Linked DNA regions of Homo sapiens: region 2 is linked to region 1. Evidence: read pairs that join two places in POLR2A ChIA-PET (ENCODE). Cell type or tissue: GM12878. All regions are shown on one strand.

Evidence for each region. Peaks named below come from ENCODE experiments on the same cell type or tissue, not always from the same donor. Only the 100,000 strongest peaks of a DNase experiment are listed, where the experiment ranks them.
Region 2: POLR2A ChIA-PET joins it to region 1 with 12 read pairs; 4 of 35 experiments call an interaction of 5 or more read pairs at or near these places.

Annotation. Positions count from the first base shown.
Region 1 is chr10:92,478,192-92,486,191 of GRCh38, forward strand. IDE (insulin degrading enzyme) reads right to left here. Exons shown (of 25, transcript NM_004969.4): 14 at 5,064-5,146; 15 at 1,086-1,230. Among named protein-coding and RNA genes, the nearest start is that of IDE, 92 kb to the right of the region's middle. In GM12878, no CTCF peak of the experiment used is centred here; no DNase peak of the experiment used is centred here.
Region 2 is chr10:92,599,834-92,607,833 of GRCh38, forward strand. KIF11 (kinesin family member 11) reads left to right here. Exons shown (of 22, transcript NM_004523.4): 2 at 6,432-6,564; 3 at 6,786-6,883; 4 at 7,326-7,404. Among named protein-coding and RNA genes, the nearest start is that of KIF11, 11 kb to the left of the region's middle. In GM12878, no CTCF peak of the experiment used is centred here; no DNase peak of the experiment used is centred here; H3K4me3 peaks cover 1,474 bases; H3K27ac peaks cover 730 bases.

The DNA of each region.
Region 1 (8,000 bases):
TAATGGTGCATGCTACAAAATAAGTTTTAAATTAAAATGTCAGATGTATCTGAACATAGAAACTTTATACTACTGTCTGCAGAAATAAAGGGTGCCTATTTATAAGTAAAATTCAATCACCACAACAACTATGGATATCTTCTACTTACGGATGTTAATATACTCAATTATATAGAAAGAACAATATGCTTTCAGGATTAATATGTTAAACATCTCAGGCAGAAGAGCATGCAAATAAACGTAGCACACATACATGTTCACAAGATGCACTAAACTTTATTAAATCATTCATTAGTGGAACTAACACTAATTTGAGTTCTTTGATCATCAAAAAGATGCAAGGAAAAAAACCATTAACTTTCTTGTTTAAAAATGCGAAGTTAATAGTTTTCCCAAGCTCAACATAATGCTTAAACGGGGTGGTGCCTTTTCTTTGGTTTTCATTTTACTTACAAGTATTGCATTCATTCCTGATGCAATGCCATAGCTCAAACCTGAGAGGCGTGCTGCATATGTATACTCTTTTAAATCATCCTTCAATAACCTGATAAACAGGTATGTCATGTTGCAATGGAGAGGATCAGCATAAATGTAGCGACTAACAAAAAGAAAAACAAAAGAAATGCTTTGATACCTCAAGCAGTGGCATGGTAATGAAGAAACATGACCGAAGAGTATGGATATGCAGCCTCATGATCTGGATTTCTAGGGAAATAGTATATGCCAACCTTAGGTTTTACAAAAGGAAGACTTCATTTTCCTTTGCCAAAGACCAAGATTTCAAATACAGAATGGGTAAGAGCTAAACCTAAATCAGGGTCCAATTTTGTTTGAGTAGAAAAATATGACATTCTGATGAAAGACGTTTAAAAAAAAAGAAATCAAGGAAAATTTGCATAATATGAATGGTATGTAGTTGAACACTTAGAATAAAAGCTAACTTAAAAATTAAATGAGAAAATATGATTAGCCATAAAGATTAAAAAAAAAAGAAATTAAACTCACACCCTCAATCAAAAAATGCTTCCATCAAATCAATATAAAAAATGTTGATGAGTGGAAGGCTCTAAGGCGTGGGTACTTACATACATCCCATAGATGGTATTTTGGAGATCATAGCTCAAGCCTGCTAGCTCTGCTGCATATGCATACTCGTTGAGTGAGTCTTTGAGGAGCTCAAGGTACAAATAGGCCATGTTACAGTGCAAGGGGTCCACATAAGCAAATGGGCTGGAAGAAAATGTTGACAGTAAAATAGCTGATTTTATTACTTCTCAATGTGATATGGCCTTTTGAGATGGATCAAGATATTGAACACCGGTTAATATGATTTCCTGAGGATATGGTTGAATTCTTGAGGCTATTTCTTATGAGGAAAAAAAAGAAGATGTCTGAAAAAGAAGCCTGAAGTGTGTGTGAGTGTGTGTGTGTGTGTGTGCATGCGTGCGTGTGTGCGTGCGCACTGGTAGTAGTGAAGAAGGAGAAGGAACTGCCTACCCCAGATGGTGTGGCAGAACTGACAAGTTAGAAATGCAGGGTATGTGAGCAGTGGGAACGGGCCAAAATGCATGGCTGTGCTTAGGCTAATGGGAGGAGCACGGCCGACAGAACAGATACAGCATTTGCATGTCTTCCCTCTCTCTCCAATAAAGTCACATCCTTGGTGGACAGGAATAAAGGACTGGGAAATGTGTCTGTGGTAATTACATGAACTTAGAAAAATTGAGACCTGTGAAAATGTTAGCTTATCCCTGAGTTTTCCCCAAAACAGTAAAGCTAGAGAACTGTCAGTAAAATAATTGATAATTTCTATCATATAACAGCAGCCAAAACTAGGGAAAAATAAAATAGAAAAATATTTTAATGAGAAAGAACAAAGAAGAAAGAATTATAGAGTACAAGAACTAAACCACCACAGTGATCAACTAAACTTCATTTCCCAGATAAGAAACATAATTTTCTTCAGGTCCCCTGAGTTCGTGGCAGCAGAGCTGGGATTCAAATGCAAGTTAAATGACCTGCTCCTTTGACTATACAACCTTGCTTACCTTTTATCAGAAGAAAGTAAAGGTCTCACTCATTCAACAAATATGTATTATATGCTTACTACAGTGCCAGGCTCTTCTCTAGGCACTGGAAATAAAGAGTGAACAAATCAGGCAAATTCCCTGACCTCAGAGTTGATAATCTAGCTAGAGGGGACACATAATAATAAATTTAAATTTGACATATTAGTTGGTGACAGTGCTATGGGGTAAAATTAAGCAGGGTAAGGGGAATAGGGAATGATGGGGTGATGGCAGCAGGGAAGAAAGACTGCTGCTTTACATAAGATGGCCAGTCAAGGCCACTCTTACAATGTGACATCTGGACTCAGACCTGAAGGAGGCAAGGGAGTGAGCCCTGGGGATATCTAAGGGGTGGAGTGGAGAACTTCCCAGGCTGAAGAAATAGCTACTGCTAAAGGCCTGAGGCAGGTGCCTGCTTGGCTTGTTTGGCAGCAAATTAAAAGTTTCACTCTACTTGTAGCACAGTAAATATAACTAATGTACTGATAACAAAGTCAACATTTTGTTTTTTAAAGTTGAGTCAAGGTCTCACTGTGTTGTCCAGGCTGGTCTCGAACTCCTAGGCTCAAGCGATCTTCCTGCCTCGGCTTCCCAAAATGTTAGGATTACAGGTGTGAGCTATCGCACCCAGCCAAAAGCCAACAATTTTATCAAAGCTGATAAAAAAGCAAAAATAGGGATAAAATGTGTAGTCACTTAGAGAATTAAAATCAAAGACAAAGTTCTACAGCTATCCAAATATTCTCCAACTGGAAAATCTGAATAAATGTTCTGCCATTAAATTTTTTAAGGTATGATACATGATGACAGATTTCCTTCTTTTGGCAAATAGCAGCTCAAAAACTTAAGGCACAATTCACAAAAACAAAATCATCAAAACAAAAGAGAGGATATCACAGAGGTCGGCCCCACAGGCAACTATGCACCTTTCTCAGGTGGAAGTGAAAAGCCAGAAAATCCAAGTTTTGGGTCTCAAAGCACTATGGCTCAGGCTCAGAAAATAATTCCAAGGAGTGTCCTAAAATGCTACATCCAGCCTGGCAAGGTGGCATACGCCTGTAGTCCCAGCTACTCAGGAGGCTGAGGTGGGAGGATCACTTGAGCCCAAGAATTTGAGGCTGCAGTAACTGCACTCCAGCCTTGGGTGACAGAGGAAGACTCTGTCTCCTAAAAAAAGAGAACAACAAAAACAGCTGTATCCACAGCAGCTGTGCTGGTGAAGTGGAGAAGACCCTAAACTAACTTTTAAAAGAGAATAGGATTCAACTGGGATACCTAAATTCTGGTTCATGTGTTAATTTTAAAAATACGTTATTTTGTAACCAGATACTATATGCTTAAATATGGATCACAGGGTTTTAAAAACCATAGCTAACTACACATAATATAATCTTATTTCTGAAAAGATGGAAAGGATATAGACACACACATGAAAATTTCAATTAAAATGTACAAGAAACAGAACAGTGGTTACCTCTAGGAAGACAGACCAGAGGGAGGGATTTGTGTGGGAGGCAGACATTTTCAGTTCTAGGAAATGCGCTAGGCAGTTTAGAGAACACAAAAATGTAAAATGGTCTCTCAAAGGGTAGTCTAAAGAAATTCATCATCATAGAGGCCAAATGGAAAAGTGGTGACAAGCTGCTTAGAGTGTTAAAAATATCACTCTCAAATATCAAAAAATAAAAAGCAGCTTTGTAATGCCCTTTACCAATAATAAGCCACAACCTGACAGCCCATCTTTGGTGTAAACAATAAAAAATCTCTGCACAGTTCTAGATAATCTGTGAATCTCATGCAATAAAACCACAATATTTATAATCACTATAATCTCAACATATTTGTTGATGGAAAATCAAATTCCTTTCCCTCTTTCCAAAGCATTTAAACCTTATCTACCTCTAATTTCATGTCAAGCCAACTGAATAAAAATTAATGAAAAAGCTGATTATCATATTGAACATTACTGAACAAATAAACCATGATAGGCTTATCTTACAAACCACTGAATTTTAGAAATATAAAATTATGAAGTATAAACTCACAAAGTAAAATCTGAAACAGGTGATTAACACACAAATAAGTAAAGGAAGACAAAGATGAATTGAAGGTGCACTGAGAAATTACTGCAATAGCATTATTCATAAATTTTACTAAACATCTTCTCCCTTTTTATTAGTAATGTTTAAGTAATCAAGCCAGAAATAGAGGAAGCAGTATCTAAGGGTTCCAGACAAAGGACAAAACAAGACTCAGGATCATTTAGTAACTAGTACCTCCTCTTCTAGACAAGTTCCAGGAATACAAAGCCAAAGCAATAAAAACACCCCAAATTATTTATTCTTTCTTCAATGAGTCTTCTTCTGGGTAAATCTACGGCCTCCTCAGAATCCAAAACCCTGAAGGCTAAGAAGGTCATCCTAACAATAGCTAACATAAATCATTTCAGCTAAAGGGCATACTCATTAATGGGGAAAGAAAAAAAAAAAGAATTAACAACACTGGTTTTTAAAATACCTCTTAACAGCAACAGCTCTCCTTTTTTTTCTTTTCTTTTTTTTTTGAGACAGAGTCTGGCTCTGTCGCCCAGGCTGGAGTGCAGCGGTGCGATCTCAGCTGACTGCATCCTCCTGCCTCAGCCTCCTGAGTAGCTGGGACTACAGGCACCCACCACCATGCCCGGCTAATTTTTTGTATTTTTAGTAGAGACGGGGTTTCACCGTGTTAGCCAGGATGGTCTCACTCTCCTGACCTCATGATCCGCCCGCCTCAGCCTCCCAAAGTGCTGGGATTACAGGCGTGAGCCACCGTGCCCGGCCAACCTCTCCTTTTCTTTACTTTTATTTATTTATTTTTTTCAGCCTCTCCTTTTCTAGGTGAAATAACTCTAATTCCTTTTATTTCTAGACATGGATGTTTAAGAAGAACAGACAACTCCTGGAAACGTAATTGTTGATTTTTATAAGCTTTATAAGCTAGATTCATCTTACATACCTGAAAAATTCAAAGTTGAGACAAGCCTTCGGCAAAAAAAACTTATCATCTTGTTTGAACCAAAGTTTGCTCATAGCTGTATCCTGTGATGGAGAAACAATTTGGTTAGGGAAATAGAGGCGCATTCAGCAAAAATGTTCAATCAAATCACTCTTCAAGAGGAGGAGGACAGAAGCAATAGTTAGAGTTTTGTTCTGGAGTTGCTGTCCCATGGGCCTTGAAGCATACTCAAGAGTCAGCAGGTAGGAAGCTGGAGACAAAGACTGCAGACTCCTGTAGCAGAGTGAAATCTGCCTTCTATTTCCCCTGTATTAGGGAGATGGGGGTACAGTGAAGGAAGAGACAGATCAGAGAAGCCAATACCAACTGTCCTGTCTTCGTCTTTCTGGACACTAGGAGGAAGGCAGAGGCAGAAGTCCCTTGCAAGCGTATGGCAGCCAGCTTCCAGGGTGGCCCACAACAATCCTTGCCTGCTGAGATTCACAGCCTTGGGTGGTCCCCTCCCACACTACACCAGGGTTGGTCTGCCTTACTAACAAAATATGACAGAATTAATGGTATACCTCTGAGACTGCATTATAAAAGACACCGCGGCTTGCATCCTGATCACTCACTTTCCCTCCTGGATCACTCACTTTGGGGGAAGCCTGCTGCCATGTCAAGCAACTCTACAGAGAGGTCCATGTGGTGAAAAATTAAGGCTGGCCAACAACCACATAACTGAACTTGGAAGAGAATTCTCCAGCCCTGGCTGAACCTTCAGATGACTGAAACCTTGGCCAACAGCTTGACTATAACCTCACGACAAGCCCTGAGCCAGAACTACCCAACTAAGTCACTGCTGGATTCCTGACCCTCCTCAGAAACTGTGTGAGGGCCAGGCGCGGTGGCTTCACTCCTATAATCCCAGCACTTTGGGATGCCGAGGTGGGTGGATCATGAGGCCGGGAGTTCGAGACCATCCTGGCCAACATGGTGAAACCCCGTCTCTACTAATCATACAAAAATGAGCAGGGTGTGGTGGCTCGTGCCTGTAGTCCCAGCTACTCAGGAGACTGAGGCAGGAGAATAGTTTGAACCAGGACTCGGGAGGCAGAGGTTGCAGTGAGCCGAGATCATGCCACTGCACTCCAGCCTGGGCAACAGAGCAAGACTCCATCTCAAAAAACAAAACAAAACAAAGAAACTGTGTGTGAGATACGGTGCAGCAGCTCACACCTGTAATCCCAGCACTTTGGGAGGCCAAGGCAGGCAGATGACTTGAGGCCAGGAGTTCGAGATCAGCCTGGCCAAAACAGCAAAACCCTGTCTCTATTAAAAATACAAAAATTAGTTGGGCATGGTGGCACATGCCTATAATCCCAGTTACTTAGGAGGCTGAGGCATGAGAATAGCTTGAACCTGGGAGGCAGAGGTTGCAGTGAGCTGAGATTGCACCACTGCATTCCAGCCTAGGCAACGGAGAGAGACTCTGTCTCAAAAAAAAAAAGAAAGAAAGAAAAAAAGAAACTGTGTGTGAGAAACCAGGCATGATGGTTCATGCCTATAATCCCAGAAATTTGGAAGGCTGAGGCAGGATCGCTTGAGCCTAGGAGTTTGAGATCGGCCTGGGCAACATAGTGAGATCCCACCTCTACAAAAATATTGAACAATTAGCTGGGCGTGGTGGTGGGTGCTTGTAGTCCTACGTACACAAGAGGCTGAGGTGGGTGGATCACTTTAGCCCAGGAGGCCAAGGCTACAGTGAGCCATGACTGCACCACTTCACCCCAGCCTGGGCAATGGAATGCGAGTCTTTTAAAAAAAGGAAAAAAAACTGTGTGAGATAATAATTGTTGTGGGTTGTTTCTTTTTCTTTCTTTCTTTCTTTCTTTTTTTTTTTTTTTTTTTGTGACAGAGTTTCGCTCTTGTTACCCAGGCTGGAGTGCAATGGCGTGATCTCGGCTCACCACAATCTCCACCTCCTGGGTTCAAGCGATTCTCCTGCCTCAGCCTCCTGAGTAGCTGGGATAAGGCACGCGCCACCACGCCCAGCTAATTTTTTTTAGTAGAGACGGGGCTTCACCATTTTGGTCAGGCTGGTCTCGAACTCCTGACCTCATGATCCACTCGCCTCAGCCTCCCAAAGTGCTGGGATTACAGGCGTGAGCCACTGCATCTGGCCTAACTTAAATGTTGTGGTTTTAAGCTGCTAAATTTTGGAATAATTTAATATGCAACCATGGATAACCAACATGGCCAAGGATGAACAAATAAGCTACTTATCTTGCCTCTCCACTTCACTCATGCTATGCTAAGAATGGCTTTAGTCACTTGAAACTACCTTGAAACTCTGGGAAGAGATATAAATGGTTTAATGTTCTCGTTAGTTTGCTCTGGGAAGGCCTATTTAAAACAAACAGCAAAAGTCGGATATGGTAGCTCACACCTATAATTCCAGCTACTTGAGAGGCTGAAGGGGGAGGATCACTTGAGGCCAGGAGTTCTAGACCAGCCCAGGCAACATAGCAAGATCCCATCTCTACAAAAAATTAAAAACAAACTAGCTGGGTGTGGTGTGCGTCTGTAATCCAGCTACTTAGGAGGCTGAGGCCAGAAGATGGTTTGAACCCAGGAGTTTGAGGCTGCAGTGAGCTATGATCCCACCACTGCACTCCAGCCTGGGCAACAGAGAGACCCTGTCTCCATAAATAAATAAATAAATAAGATAAGATAAGATAAACAATACATAAAAAACAGCTGAGGTAAATGAACTTTCTCTTTGCATAAGCTAATATAAAACTCTTTAAAATGTCATTTTTAAAGAAAAACGGGTCCGGCGTGGTGGCTCATGCCTCTAATCCCAGCACTTTGGGAGGCCGAGGCAGGTGGCTCCCCTGAGGTCAAGAGTTCGAGGCCAGCCTGGCTAACATGGTGAAACCCTGTCTCTACTAAAAA
Region 2 (8,000 bases), 120 kb after region 1:
GTAGAGACGGGGTTTCACCATGTTGGCCAGGATGGTCTCGATCTCTTGACCTCGTGATCCACCTGCCTCAGCCTCCCAAAGTTCTGGGATTACAGCCGTGAGCCACTGTGCCTGGCTTTTTTTTTTTTTTAATTAACTATTGAACTTCTGTTTATTATTATTATTATTATTTATTTATTTATTATTTTTTGAGATGAAATCTCGGTCTGTTGCCCAGGCGGGAGTGCAGTGGTGTGATCTCGGCTCACTGCAACCTCCGCCTCCCGGGTTCAAGCAATTCTGTGCCTCAGCCTCCGGAGTAGCTGGGATTATAGGCGCTCGCCACCATGCCCGGCCAATTTTTGTATTTTTAGTAGAGATAGGGTTTCATCATGTTGGTCAGGCTGGTCTTGAACTCCTGACCTCGTGATCCGCCCGCTTCGGCCTCCCAAAGTGTTGGGATTACAGGCGTGAGCCACTGCACTTGGCCTTATTTTTATTATTTTTTTCATCAACTTTTAAGTTCTGGGGTACATGTGCATGATGTGCAGGTTTATCACATAGGTAAACCTGTGCCATCACAGTTTGCTGCACAGATCAACCCATCACCTAGCTATTAAGCCCAGCATCCACTAGCTATTCTTCTTGATGCTCTAGCTCCTTTTGCCCCACTGAATTTTAGGGTTTTCTTTCTTTTCTATTTTTTTTTCTTTTGAGACAGACTCTCGCTCTGTCACCAGGCTGGAGTGCAGTGGCACAATCTTGGCTCATTGCAACCTCTGCCTCCTGGGTTCAAGCGATTCTCCTGCCTCAGCCTCCCGAGTAGCTGGGACTACAGGCATGCGCCCATGCCTAGCTAAGTTTTTGTAGTTTTAGTAGAGACAGGGTTTCACTATGTTGGCAAGGCTGGTCTCAAACTCCTGACCTCAAGTCCCCTTGGGGTTCCTGAAGTACTGGGATTATAGGTGTGAGCCACCACGCCCGGCCAGATTTTCTATATAAAAGATCATATAATCTGCAGACAGATAATTTTACTTTTTCCTTTTCTTTCTTTTTTTCTTTTTTTGAGATGGAGTCTCGCTCTGTCGCCCAGGCTGGAGCGCGGTGGCGCCATCTCTGCTTACTGTTACCTCTGCCTCCTGGGTTCAAGCAGTTCTCTGCCTCAGCCTCCCAAGTAGCTGGGATTACATGCACATGCCACCACGCCCAGCTAATTTTTGTATTTTTAGTAGAGATGGGAGTTCATCATCTTGGCTAGGCTGGTCTTGAACTCCTGACCTCGTGATCCATCCGCCTTGGCCTCCCAAAGTGCTGGGATTACAGGCATGAGCCACCGCTCTTGGCCCTCAACCTTTTCCTTTTCAATTTGGATGCCTTTTATTTTTATTTTTCTTCCTTTTTTTTTTGAGATGGAGTCTCGCTCTGTTGCCCAGGCTGGAATGCAGTGGTGCAATCTCTGCTCACTGCAACCTACGCCTCCTGGGTTCAAACGATTCTCCTGCCTCAGCCTTCCGAGTAGCTTGTACTACAGGCATGTGCCACCATAAACAGCTAATTTTTTTTTTTTCTCGTATTTTTAGTAGAGACGGGGTTTCGCCGTTTTAGCCAGGCTGGTCTCGATCTCCTGACCTCGCGATCCGCCTGCCTCAGCCTTCCAAAGTGCTGGGATTACAGGCGTGAGCCACCATGCCCGGCCCTTGTTTTTCTTTCTTGCCTAATTACTCTAGCTAGAACTTACAGTATTATGTCGAATGGAAGTGGCAAAAGTGGGCATTGGGCATCCTTGTCTTGCTCCTGTTCTTTTATTTGTTAGTTTGTTTGAGATCCTCCTGCCTCAGTTTCCTGAGTAGCTGGGACTATAGACACACTACTACACCCAGCTAATTAAAAAAATAATTTTTTTTTTTTTTTTAGAGATGGGGTCTCGCTATGTTTCCCATGCTGATCCTGAACTCCTGGCTTCGGGTGATCCTCTACTCTTACCCTCCCATAGTGCTGTGATTACAGGCATGAACCACTGTGCTGGCCCTGTTCTTGTTTTTAGAGGAACATTCTTCAGTCTTTGACCATCAATTATGTTTGCTGTGGGTTTTTCATATGTTGCTTTTATTTTGTTGAGGTAGTTTCACTCTATTCCTAGTTTGTTGAGCATTTTTATGACTAATGGGTTTTGAATTTTGTCACATGCTTTTCCTGCATCGATTGACATGATTCTGTGGTTTCCTTCATTCTGTTAATGTGGTATATTACATTGATCAATTTTTACATGTTGGACCATCCCTGTATTCCAGGAATAAATCCCACTTGGTCATGGTGTATAATCCTTGTGCTGCTCAGTTCAATGTGTTGGTATTTTGTTGAGGATTTTTTTTTATCAGTGTTCATAAGGGATAGTGATCTGTAGTTTTCTTGTAGTTGCCTTTGTCTGGCTTTGGTATCAGGGTAATGCTTGCCTCACAAAATGAGTTGGGAAGTGTTCTCTCCTTTGCCAGATTTTTTCTGGGAAAAGATTGAGAAGAACTGGTATTAGATCTTCTTGAAATGTTTTATAGAATTCACCTATGAAACTATCAGATCTAGGGCTTTTCTTTGTCAGGAGATTTTTGGTTAGTGAGTCCATCTCTTTACTGGTTATAGCTCCATTCAGAATTTCCATTTCTTTGTGATTTAGTCTTTGTAAGTATTGTGTTTCTAGGAATTTGTTCAGCTGGGTTATCCGATTTGTTGGCATACAATTGTTGAAAATACTCTTTCAACAATAAGAGAGAAGACACAAATAACTAGTTCTTTTGTTTCCAGTTCCTTAAGTTGTAAAGTTAGGGTGTTGATATGAGATCTTTCTTGCTTTTTAATGTAAGCATTCATAGCTATAAATTTCCCCCTTAGCACTGCTTTTGCTGTGTCCCGTAAGTTTTGGTATGTTGTATTTTCATTTTCATTAATCTCTAAAATTTTCTAATTTTCCTTGTGATGTCTTTGAACCCTGGTTACTTAAACACACACACACACACACGTGTGTGTGTGTGTGTGTGTGTGTGTGTGTGGTTTTTTGTTTGTTTTGAGACTGAGTTTCGCTCTTGTTGCCCAGGCTGGGGTGCAATGGCGCGATCTCGGCTCACTGCAACCTCTGCCTCCCGGTTCAAGCGATTCTCCTGTCTCAGCCTCCAGAGTAGCTGGGATTACAGGCGCCTGCCACCACGCCTGGCTAATTTCACACACACATTTAAAAAATACATCTACCTGCTTTTACTTCAGAATCTTTGCAATTTCTGTTCTCTCTGCCTGAAAATTTTTTCCACCAAAATATCTACAGGGCCTGGCTCCCTTGCTTTTTAGGTTCTGCTTAAATATCACCTGCGTAGAAGCATTCCCTAACTACCCTAAAATAGCAACCAACTATCTTCCACCCTCAACACTTCCTATCCCCCTTAAACTGCTTTCTTTTCTTTTCTTTTTTTTTTTTTTTTTTTGAGACAGAGTCTCGCTCTGTTGCCCAGGCCTGGAGTGCAGTGGCGCATTCTTGGCTCACCGCAACCTCCACTTCAGCCTCCCAAGTAGCTGGGACTGTAGGTGGCTGCCACCATGCCTGGCTAATTTTTTTTTTTTTGAGATGGAGTCTCACTCTTTCACCCAGGCTGGAGTGTAGTGGCACAGTCTCGGCTCACTGCAGCCTCCATCTCCCAGGTTCAAGTGATTTCTGGCTAATTTTTGTATTTTTAGTAGAGATGAGGTTTCACCATATTGGCCAGGGCTAGTTTCGAACTTCTGACCTCAAGTGATCTGCCCACCTTGGCCTCCCAAAGTGCTAGGATTACAGGTGTGAGCCACTGTGCCTGGCCTAATTTTTGTATTTTTAATAGTGATGGGTTTTTACTATGTTGGCCAGGCTGATCTCAAACTCCTGACCTCAAGTGATTCACCCACCTCAGCTTCCCAAAGTGCTGAGATTACAGGCGTGAGCCACTGTGCCTGGCCTGCTTTATTTTCATTTCTAATTTATCAGCATCTAATATATTTATTCATTTTATAGTCATCTCTTCCTTCAACTAAGTTAAAAGCTCCCTGAGCACAGGATTTTGGTGTTTTTTTCTTTCCTTTAACTTTGTATTGTTCATTGCTGTATCTCCAGTGTCTAGAAAATTACCTATCACATAGTAAGTACTTGATGAATATTTGTGGAATGAGTTAATTTAGCACTTCTCCACAGGATAGGACTTAGGTTTTTTTAATCCTCAATCTCCCTTCCCTCACCATTTTGATTGTTTGAATTTTTATATAACTATGGTGAAGCCAACAAATTGATGGATTTGTTAGTGTGAGCAGCCGAAACTTTGCAATTTCTAATAAGTTAGAGAAGTCTGGGTAGGAAACTAATGACTTGGCAGTACTCTTTCTTAGAGTACACATAGTCCCTAAAGCTTCTCTGAGAATTTTGATAACTTTGAGGAATGTGTGATCTGTATGAATTTCCTATCACTTAGTCCTGACAATGTGAATGGTATTCATTTGGTAACTTAATTTTATACGTCCAGGCAAGATACTAGTTTAGGGGATGCCAAAAATAATAGACTAATTGGAAAAGCTTTAGCCACATGAGAGCAATTCACTCCACTTGATGCTCTTGGCCTACCTCAGTATAAGTTGGTTCTACCTTAGTTTTGTTGAAGTTTTAATAATACTGTACATTCATGTTGGTTATATGCATTGTGTAAGTTTTAGTATAGTTGGCAAATGAAAGCATTACCAGATACTACCTGGGAGTTAAGTTTCCTAGGATCACAGATTTGGTCTTCTGATCACTTGGAAGTATACTTAGAGTGGGCTGTGCCAGGGGAAGTTGAGGTATCCTTCTTAAATAAGTAGCAACTTGGTTTATCTAGTGATAAGGGGGAAATAATTTCCTGTTTGGCACTTTCTCCAAAATATATGATACTCAATGGGAAAAATGAACTCAGGTCAAGATTATGTCTCTCCCTTTGGCCCAGACATGTATTGAGTATATAATTGTCTTATTGATGCTACTCTGTGGACTGTGATATTAGTTTTCCCATAATTCCTCTTAGGATGACATTTATTAGGCAATGTAGTTTAACAGATATTTAAGAACCTACTGTGTGCTAAGCATGGTAGTTGTTGCTGGGGAAACAGTAAACTAGACAGTATTTCTTTCTGTAGTGATCTGAGGTTTAGTGGGTAACACATTAAAAAAAAAAGATAAGAGAGGTGATGTTTAGAAAAGGTGTATAAAGGGTGCTGTAGGAATATATAGCAGACATTTAATGTGGTCTTGGTTGGAGCAGGTGGGGGAGGCACATAGGATAGAAAGGACTTCCTGAGGAAATAATCATTTCAACTAAATACCTACTCAGGCATTTCCGTAGAATGAGGACTCTTGATCCAGTCGGCAGTGTAGACCTTCTGTGTCTATTCACTCATTTAAAAATGGGGCTAATAATATTACCAACCTCACAGTGTTGTGTGGACAAACTGAGTGAGCACAATGCAAAGCACTTGAAACAATAAGTACCTGGCACATAGTAAGTACTCAACTTATTAGTCATTATTTTTATGTACTTTTTATTTTGTGCCAGGTATCTACTGGCAGATTAGTATTTTGAACACAAATTTGACATGTTTTTTTCTACTACATCATAACCTAATTTGATCGGATTTTTTTTTTTTTTTTTTTTTGAGACGGAGTTTCGCTCTTGTTGCCCAGGCTGGAGTGCAATGGCGCGATCTTGGCTCACCGCAACCTCCACCTCCCAGGTTCAAGCAATTCTCCTGCCTCAGCCTCCCGAGTAGCAGGGATTACAGGCATGCACCACCATGCCCAGCTACTTTTGTATTTTTAATAGAGACAGAGTTTCTGCATGTTGGTCAGGCTGGTCTCGAACTCCCGACCTCAGGTGATCCGCCTGCCTCGGCCTCCCAAAGTGCTGGGATTACAGGCGTGAGCCACTGCGCCCAGCCTTGATCAGATTTTAAGAATAGGAGAAATGGAATTCTGAAAAATAAGTTTGGCATTTTTACAAGTTAAAACCTGTTAGTGGCTGGGCACAGTGTCTCACTTCTGTAATACTAGCACCTTGGGAAGCTGAGGTGGGATAATCACTTGAGCCCGGAAGTTTGAGACCAGCCTGTGCAACACAGCAAGACCCCATCTCTACCATCAAAACAAAACAAATCTATTCGTATCTGCTCTAAGAAGCTGCCAGAATTGTAATGTCTTAACATATCTTTGAACATTTAAAAAATTATATTTGTGAAACTTGAGACACTTATAATTTTACTGTCTGCTTTAGCAATATCACTTAGTCCTGATTTAATCTCCATCACCAACAATGTGGTCAAAATTTCGCATTTTTCTTGACAAATGTAGTTAGTGAAAATGTCATTGATAACCTGAGAACTAAGAGCTCTTGAATGACTTTGTGTATTTCTTTTTATAGACCATTTAATTTGGCAGAGCGGAAAGCTAGCGCCCATTCAATAGTAGAATGTGATCCTGTACGAAAAGAAGTTAGTGTACGAACTGGAGGATTGGCTGACAAGAGCTCAAGGAAAACATACACTTTTGATATGGTAACATATGGTGCAATTTCTTTATTATCCACTAATGTAAAATAATTTTAATATACATATTTTACCTGGAAAATGGTGTATACTTAGAAATTTCAGTTGTCTCTGAATTGTCAGATGGCTTCTAGTGGGCTGAATTATGAATTAGTTAACATACGAAAAACAAAATTATTAAAATGAGTAATTTTGAGGTTGATTTTTTTTTTTTTAATTTTTTTCGTTAGGTGTTTGGAGCATCTACTAAACAGATTGATGTTTACCGAAGTGTTGTTTGTCCAATTCTGGATGAAGTTATTATGGGCTATAATTGCACTATCTTTGCGTAAGTAAAAGGGTGTTTTTTCTGATTTATGAAAAAGCTTAAATGCTTGTGTTTTTTGTTGTTGTTTGTTTGTTTTTTGAGACGGAGTTTCACTCTTGTTGCCCAGGCTGGAGTGCAATGGCGCGATCTCGGCTCACTGCAGCCTCTGCCTCCTGGGTTCAAGCAATTCTCCTGTTTCAGCCTCCCAAGTAGCTGGGATTACAGCTGCCTGCCACCATGCCCGCTAATTTTTGTATTTTTAGTAGAGACGTGGTTTCACTGTGTTGGCCAGGCTGGTCTCGAACTCCGGACCTCAGGTGATCCGCCCACCTCGGCCTCCCAAAGTGTTGGGATTATAGGCTTGAGCCACTGTGCCTGGCTTGTTTTTTGTTTTTCTAGTCTATCACTAAGAGTCATATGGGTGCATGTTTCTTTTTGATTTAACACTTGTTAATCTTTACAGGTATGGCCAAACTGGCACTGGAAAAACTTTTACAATGGAAGGTGAAAGGTCACCTAATGAAGAGTATACCTGGGAAGAGGTATTTATTGTTTATAACATACTTTTATCTCTAATGTGACTGAAATTTAACTGTATAAAACTTGTTTGAGGGCCTCTGTCTTGGAATAGAGATCAGAGTACCTATGTCAAAATGAACTTAGGATAAACCACTACTACAGTAAAATTAAAGTGCATGGTATGACTCCTGTTTAAGAAACAGCCTCAATGGAAGAGGAAGGACCAATATATATGGCACAGTTATATGATAAAAGAGGAGTCTATTTATGACAGAATGGTTGGAGCAGAATATTGTAGAAAAGTTGGAATATGAGTGAAGCTTGAAGGCAGGGAGGGCTTTGTATTGAAGGAATGGGTCTCAGAAAGTTAGCATGGCCAGGGGAAGTATAGTACTTTATTCATGATGATCCTAAGTGTTCAAGAAATTAAGATGAATGTATTGTTTAATATTGCAGAAAGCATATACTATGTTTTACAAAGATTTCCATGAATTTAAGTGAGTTTAATAACTAAGAGAGAGAACCAATACTGGAAGAAAGTTGAAAGAAGACCAAGACAAGTTGAACTAGAGCTGAAGTGTTAAAACTTTTAAAAAAAAGTTTAGTTTTAAATTTAGTA